Regions from separate parts of the Homo sapiens genome. Here all the other regions are linked to region 1. The links are chromatin loops, found by intact Hi-C in ENCODE. Cell type or tissue: OCI-LY7. All regions are shown on one strand. Region 1 has its middle 200 kb from the start of CRLF2. Region 2 has its middle 99 kb from the start of CRLF2. Region 3 overlaps PPP2R3B (protein phosphatase 2 regulatory subunit B''beta).

Region 1 (2,500 bases):
GGGAGGAGGGCTTGAGCCCAGGAGGTCAAGGCTGCAGTGAACTGTGACTGAGCCTCTGCACTCCAGCCTGGGTGACGGGGACCCTGTTGTCTAAAAATAAAAATCAAGAGAAATCCAACAACGGTGTGATTAACACAACATGGCAACATTTCATAAGTAGTCAGACGCATGTACATACAGATAGGGGAACTTACTGAGTCCTACCTGGGCTTAAGGACGGAAAAATACCCTGATCCTTCTTTTTTTTTTTTAATTTGAGATGGAGTCTTCCTCCGTCCCCCAGGCTGGAGTGCAATGGCATGATCTCGGCTCACTACAACCTCCGCCTCCCGGGTTCAAGCGATTCTTCTGCCTCAGCCCCACCAGTAGCTGGGATGACAGGCGCCCACCATCACACCCTGCTAATTTTTGTATTTTTAGTAGAGACGGGGTTTCACCATGTTGGCCAGGCTGGTCTCGAACTCCTGACCTCAAGTGATCCACCCGCCTCAGACTCCCAAAGTGCCAGGATTACAGGCGTGAGCCACTGCGCCTGGTCAATCTTGCTTTTTATAAAGACAAAAAAGGTGCCTGTCCCACCTCACAACTCAGCCCTCGGGTAGTGGTTGAGCCCCAGGTAGCTTCATTCACACCCGCCAGGGTCATAACGAATGTTTCTTTTTTTAGAAGCACATTCTCTGCTTTTCTTTTCTGGTTTTCTTTTTTAACACACAAACATATTTTTAATATAGTTCTAAGAGAAGAAAAAGCAGGTCATAAAACTGTAATAAGTTTTCCTAATATTTTATTTATTTTTCATTATTACTATTTTTTAGATTTGCCAGCATGTCAAAAAGAACCTTTATTACTTTCTATAATTGCCTCTTATGCTTTGTTGCCACATGCCTTTGGAGCGGGAGCCTCTGTGGCAGGTGTTTCTTCTATTTTAGAGCTGGAGCCTTTTTTGTTGTTGTTTTGTTTTGTTGAGAGGGAGTCTCACTCTGTCGCCCAGGCTGGAGTGCAGTGGCACGAACTCGGCTCACCGCAACCTCCGCCTCCCAGGTTCAAGCGATTCTCCTGCCTCAGCCTCCCGAGTAGCTGGGATTACAGGCACCTGCCACCACGCCTGGCTAATTTTTGTATTTTTAGTAGAGATGGGGTTTCACCATGTTGGCCAGGCTGGTCTTGAACTCCTGATCTCAAGAGATCCTCCCACCTCAGCCTCCCAAAGTGCTGGGATTACAGGCGTGAGCCAACGTGCCTGGCCGGAGCTGGAGCTTTTTGACCCTTCTGAGCTTTTGGAGCAGGTGCCTCTGTGGATGTAACCGTCTTCTCACTCTACTTGGCAGGTGTTTCTTCTATTTTAGTAGCTGGAGTTTTTGAGTCCTCTGAACTTTTGGAGCAGGTGCCTCTCTGGACGTAACCATCTTCTTACTCTACTTGGCAGGTGTTTCTTCTATTTTAGGAGCTGGAGTTTTTGAGTCCTCTGAACTTTTGGAGCAGGCGCTGCCTTCTGGCCTGCGGCTTTCTGGGAAAGAATCTTCTGGGCTGTAGCCTTCTTACGCACGGCGGTCATCTTTTTCGCTGGAACTTTACCAGCAGCTGCAGCTGCAGCCGTACCCCTTAGCAGCAGGTGCCTTTTTGGAAGAAGCTTTCAGGAGGGCTGCCTTTTGAAGCGTCTTAACTTTATTCTCGATAATTCTGTTCCTCATTTTCTTTGCCTTCATAACTTTAAAATGATCCAAATCTGTCGTCTTGGCTTTTTGGAGAAGCTTTCAGGAGAGCTGCCTTTCGAAGCTTCTTTTTTTTGAGATGGAGTCTTGCTCTGTCACCCAGGCTGGAGTGCAATGGCACCATCTCAGTTCACTGCAACCTCTGCCTCCCGGTTTAAGCGATTCTCCTGCCTCAGCCTCCCGAGTAGCTGGGATTACAGGCACCCGCCACCACGCCCAGCTCATTTTTGTATTTTTAGTAGAGACGGGGTTTCACCATGTTGGCCAGGCTGGTCTCGAACTCCTGACCCCAGGTGATCCACCCGCCTCGGCCTCCCAAAGTGCTGGGATTACAGGCGTGAGCCATTGTGCCCGGGGTCTTGAAGCTTCTTCATTTCATTCCTGATGGTTGTGTTCCCATGTTCTTTGCTTGCATAACTTTAAAACGATTGAACTGTGTCATTTTGCCTTTCCTTTCTCTGGCTTCCATCTTCTTGGCCCCTCGTCTGGCTGCCCATTCTGTGTTGATGTGTAGCTTCTGCCAGGCCTGTCGGACGTACCTCTGGCGGGCGCGGTGTGGAAGCTTGAGGAGGAAATCTGTGAGCTGCCTGTGCTTGAAAGGCATGGCCTGTCTCCTCCTTTGAGTGCACGGTCCATCAACCAAAGCCCTCTTCCCATCAATAACATCTGTAGTCGCGACCGGTTTTCCAGCATGAGGTCCAAAGCAGACGTAGGCCACCCGGGCAACCTCCACGAACTCCCTGAACACCATGTTGGCAGCCTTAGGCGAGAAGGTTAATCTTTTATTT
Region 2 (2,500 bases), 100 kb after region 1:
AACCCCTTGCATTGAACACGGGACTTCTGAGTTCTGGGTAGAAAAGCTCCTTCCTGTTTGCAGGTATGACCTTAGATTTAAAAAAATAAAAATACCGCATGCAAATGTAAATGTGCTTTTACTTCTGTGTTTAACGGGATACAGAGGTTGTGATCAAACATGCACACTTAAAAGATGCCTTTGAATTATCTTTCAGAAATCAAAAATGTAATCCAAAAGCCATTTGAACTATGCAAGAGCTGTACCGTTGAAAGGGTATGTGAAATGTTATTTGACTCAACGGGCCTCACATCCACAGGCGGTCTGTAACATGACCTCCATGTTTCGTAAAAATTCAGTGTTATTTACAAGTGTATGCACCTATGAGGCTGGGTCATTGACAATGAATGAGCGTCTCCATCTCTAGGGTAGCCATGAATCAAAAATACAGGATCCAGGGTTGAATCGGCTGCCTTGAATGAAATAAAAATAACATTCATTGGATGATAAAAGCAAATCCTATGGATTTTGCAAAAGTGGGCGCTCACATCGGCAGAAGCATCCGATTCGGAAAAATAAGGCGACCCCTCCTACAAGCACCTCCTCCGAACTGGCCGTCTAGAGGCATTTTTTTATCCAGTTTGCTGAAAATCCAATGGGTGTGCCTTCATGAGGAAGTCTGCTGGGAAATATGGCTCCATGCCCCATGAACTTTTTTGTTTGTTTGTTTGTTTGTGTTTTTTTGAGACAGACTCTCAGTCTGTCACCCAGGCTGGAGTGCAATGGTGTGATCTCCGCTCACTGCAAGCTCTGCCTCCCAGGTTCAAGCTATTCTCCCGCCTCAGCCTCCTGAGTAGCTGGGATTACAGGTGCCCACCACCAAGCCTGGCTATATTTTTGTACTTTTAGTAGAGACGGGGTTTCACCATGTTGATCAGGCAGGTCTCGAACTCCTGACCTCAGGTGATCCACCCACCTCGGCCTCCCAAAGTGCTGTGATTACAGGCGGGAGCCACTGTGCCTGGCCCCCGTTAACTTCTCCAGCTTGCCTTTTTACCTGCAACCCATATGTCTAGTAGTATATCATTTGTCTTTCACCTTTTCTTCCAATCAGAAGACACCATGATGCTATTTTCTAACCAGCATTGGCCACTGGTCAGGTGCAGTAGCTCACTCCTGTAATCCCAACACTTTGGGAGAGGAAGGCGGCTGGATTGCTTGAGCCCAGGAGATGTAGACCACCCTGACCAACACAGCGAAACCTCATCTCTGTTAAAAACAAACAAAAACACGGGGCTGGGAGAGGTGGCTCATGCCTGTAAATTTCACCACTTTGGGAGGCCAAGGCAGGTGGATCACTTGAGGTCAGGAGTTTGAGACCAGCCTGGCCAACATGGTGAAACGCCGTCTCTACTAAAAATACTAAAACTAGTCAGGCGTGTTGGCAGGTGCCTGTACTCTCAGCTACTCGGGAGGCTGAGGCACGAGAACTGCTTGAACTGGGAGACAGAGGTTGCAGTGAGCTGAGATCACGCCACTGCACTCCAGCCTCGGTGACAGTGCAAGACTCCATCTCAAAAAGAAAACACAAAAAATTAGCTCTGTGTGGTGGTGCAAGGCCGTAGTCCCAGCTACATGGGAGGCTAAGGTGGGAGGATCACCTGAGCCCAGGGAGGTCAAGGCTGCAGTGAGCTGTATGAGCCCCAACGCACTCCAGCCTGAGTGACAGAGTGAGACCCTATCTCAAAAAACAAAAGAACTGGCCACTGTTTCCAGGTAGATGGATTTCTGCAAGGAACAGCACTGTGTGTTTAATGAAATTAGAAGGACCAGCCGGGCGCAGTGGCTCACGCCTGTCATCCCAGCACTTTGGGAGGCCGAGGCGGGCGGATCACGAGGTCAGGAGATCGAGACCATCCTGGCTAACACGGTGAAACCCCGTCTCTACTAAAAATACAAAAAATGAGCCGGGAGTGGTGGCGGGCGCCTGTGGTCCCAGCTACTCGGGAGGCTGAGGCAGGAGAATGGCTTGAACCTGGGAGGCGGAGGTTGCAGTGAGCCGAGATCGCGCCACCGCACTCCAGCCTGTGTGACGGAGCGAGACTCTGTCTCAGAAAAACAAAAAAGAAAAAAATAAAAAGAAGGACCGTTCAGCCCAGAGAAAGTCTCAACATACTCTTCACCCTGTTCGTATTATAAATTAAATTGCATCCCCCCAAAAAAGATTTGTAGAAGTCCTGACCTCCCCGCCCCCCACCCCACAACTACATCAGAATGTAACTTTCTCTGGAAATACGGTGTCTGCAGCTATCACGAGTTACGATGAGGCAGCAGTGGACTGGGATGGGCTCTGATCTAATGACTGCTGCCTTTGTAGAATTTTTTTAAAAAATGTGGATACGTAGAGGCACAGACACACAGAAAAGCCACGTGGAGACGGAGGCAGAGACTGGAGTGATGGGGCCACAAGCCCAGGGATGCCTGGAGCCCCCAGGAGCTGAGAGAGGAAGGAAGGACCCTC
Region 3 (2,500 bases), 640 kb before region 1:
GCAGCAGGGGGCCGGCGGAAGGGACGCTCAGTACGGGCTGCAACGCACAGCCGTGCCCCCAGGAGCCCCCGCTCTGCAGCGGCCCCCACTCTGCAGCGGGAGGCGGAAGCACGGGAGGCTGTGGTATGGAATCAGGGACGGGGGGTTTGGCCGGGACGCACACTCATGGATTCCAGCTGAGCCCCTCGCCCACCCAGATGACGGCCACCCCCTGGAAGGCAGGGCCTGCTGCAAGCTCTGAGCATTCTTCTCGGCCCAGCACTTGACTCCCAGGGACCCTCTGAGAGGGCTGGTAGAGGGCTGCCAGCTACACCTGCAAACCGCACGCTGGACGGCTAAACACAGGAGTCAAAAAGGTCGGTGTTTACACAGAGGAGCCGAACACGGAGATGAGAGGCCCCACGTGTGGGTTTAAAAATCCCCTCTCTAGCAAAGAGGGAGAACTGGTGTGGAGGGGTCAACACAGAAACGCAGCAGGTGCAGGTGTCTGAGTAGGCCAGAGCTCACGTGGGCTAACATTCACTCAGACACATGACTGCAGCCGAGCAACCGGGCCTCAACGGACGCTGAGAGACGTCGGCTGGGGCCTGCACCCACACCTGCAGCCCAGGCACTGGCGCCTGCAGCCACGGCTGCAGCGAGGCGTGAGTCTCCACAGAGCTCGGAAGGCTGGGCTGGGGGACGTGGGGATCATTCTGTCCACCAGCCAAGGGGTGACGGTGGATGCCGCGCAACACAGCGAGGGGAGGATCCGGCACCCTCCCTGCGTCCACAAGCCCCTGGCGGATGCTCCTGAGCTTGGTCTTCTGTGTGGACGTTCCCACCCGGGCTTCTGTTTCCCGTTAACCCCCCTTGCTGCAGCTCCCTGCCAGGTGGGGAACCCAAGCCCTGCCTTCTCCCTGCCACTGCCCAGGGAGTGGCATCCTGGGCAGCGTCCTGGCCAAACCAAAGGCTGCAAGGGTTTTGGTGACCACTGGCCTTGGGAGGGGAACGGCACGTGCCCTGGCGGTGAGAGCAGGAGGTGCGTCAGGGACGCCCAGAGCCCAGGCTGTCACCACGCTGAAGTCAGTTCCAAGTACAGCGGGGCTGCCGCGTAGGGGACGGCGCTTTCAGCCATGCGTGGTGCCGTGTAGGGTCTGTGCGTCCACCCGAAGGACCCCGTGGGGACGCCGGACAGTGTCTGTGTGACCAGGACAGGTGAAGAGGGGCGTCTGTGTGCTGAGTCAGTGTGTGGGGAGCGGGAGAGTCACTCCCCAGGCGGGGAGGGCCAGGCTAGGCAGCACAGCTGTCCTGGGCTGGGAACAAGGTCTGAGCTGTCCTGCTGTTGCCCGGGGACAGAAGGCCCGAGAATCCCTGGGCAGGAGGCGCAGGCAGTGGCTCCGGCAAGAAGAGCTCAGCCAAGCAGCTGCACGGCCCCACTCCAGGTACATGCTGGGTCCTACAGTGAGAGCATGAGCCGTGTAACACGCCATCGTCACACGGGAGCCTCCCCGGACCCACGGTGAGAGTACGTGTAACACGCCATCGTCACACGGGAGCCTCCCCGGACCCACGGCGTGAACGCATGCTGTTCCGTTCCCAAGGCCGGCGGTCGCTGAACGCCCCCACCCCCCGAGTTTGGTTTGTCAAGGATGCCGGTGACAGGGAAGTGGGCAGTGGCAGGGAGGAGGAGGAGCTTGGGTTCACCATCGGGGCAGGCAGCACCCGCCAGGGGGTTAGTGGGAACAGAAGCCCAGGTGGGACGTCGCACAGTCAGAAGATCAAGCTCAGGAGCACCCGCCAGGGGCTCGTGGGTGCGGCCAACGTTGGCCGTGGAAGGCTGTGCCCGTCAGAGGACCCCTGAAAACAGTACCGTGCTGCCCGGCCGGGAGCGTCCGAAGGCGGAGGTGCGGCACCCCAACACGTCCAGTGGCTCCAACACGGGTGCTCCCTGACAACCCTGAGGGTGTGTCCAAGTGGGGTGGACCCAACAGACAGAGCCCACACTCATGCGCGGAGTGAAAGCAGCCAGGAAACGTCCCCTTCTCCCCCAACACCACCCCCACAAATACCCCCAAATATGCCTGTAATTCCTCCACCACCCCTCAGACAACATGCATTTCACACGTCTGTCCTCACTCCCTAAAAACGTGGAAACCTATTTTCTGTAAAATGAAGCAAACTTCTGTAAACGGAATTCATGATTTCCCAGAAACTGACTTTTTAAAAATAAACAGTCCTCACAGGTGCATCGTCACCACAGCCCCCCACAGAAGAGCCAGGGCCCCACTGCAGGGCTGAAGGGCTTCCTCATCCAGCCACGTGCGAGCTAATCACCTCATTGACTCTGCGACCAGCGAGCCCGCACCGCCCAGCACCTCCCACCATCTAGAGCAAATCCCGCACGAGGCTGATCTCGCTCTTCGCAGGTTAAGAGGATTTTAAAGACACCAGCCTCGCCCTTACCCACTTACAGGCAAAATGTCAAAACCTGGAAGACAGAGGTCAAAAACTCCGAAGG

The links. Hi-C counts contacts between places; a loop is a spot of excess contacts. Peaks named below come from ENCODE experiments on the same cell type or tissue, not always from the same donor. Only the 100,000 strongest peaks of a DNase experiment are listed, where the experiment ranks them.
Region 2: it touches region 1 in a loop (11-fold over the local background); 3 of 110 quality-filtered maps call a loop at or near these places.
Region 3: a loop joins it to region 1, with 8 times the contacts of the local background. A loop is called at or near these places in 2 of 110 quality-filtered maps.

What each region holds. Positions count from the first base shown.
Region 1 is chrX:1,007,639-1,010,138 of GRCh38, forward strand. It overlaps the pseudogene RPL14P5. Among named protein-coding and RNA genes, the nearest start is that of CRLF2, 200 kb to the right of the region's middle. In OCI-LY7, no CTCF peak of the experiment used is centred here; DNase peaks (open chromatin) are centred at 623, 903 and 1,363; H3K4me3 peaks cover 343 bases; H3K27ac peaks cover 2,500 bases.
Region 2 is chrX:1,112,190-1,114,689 of GRCh38, forward strand. No RefSeq gene overlaps it. Among named protein-coding and RNA genes, the nearest start is that of CRLF2, 99 kb to the right of the region's middle. In OCI-LY7, no CTCF peak of the experiment used is centred here; DNase peaks (open chromatin) are centred at 42 and 1,432.
Region 3 is chrX:369,780-372,279 of GRCh38, forward strand. The region is part of intron 1 of PPP2R3B (protein phosphatase 2 regulatory subunit B''beta); the gene reads right to left. Among named protein-coding and RNA genes, the nearest start is that of PPP2R3B, 16 kb to the right of the region's middle. In OCI-LY7, a CTCF peak has its summit at 992; DNase peaks (open chromatin) are centred at 532, 1,032, 1,692 and 2,312; H3K4me3 peaks cover 2,500 bases; H3K27ac peaks cover 2,500 bases.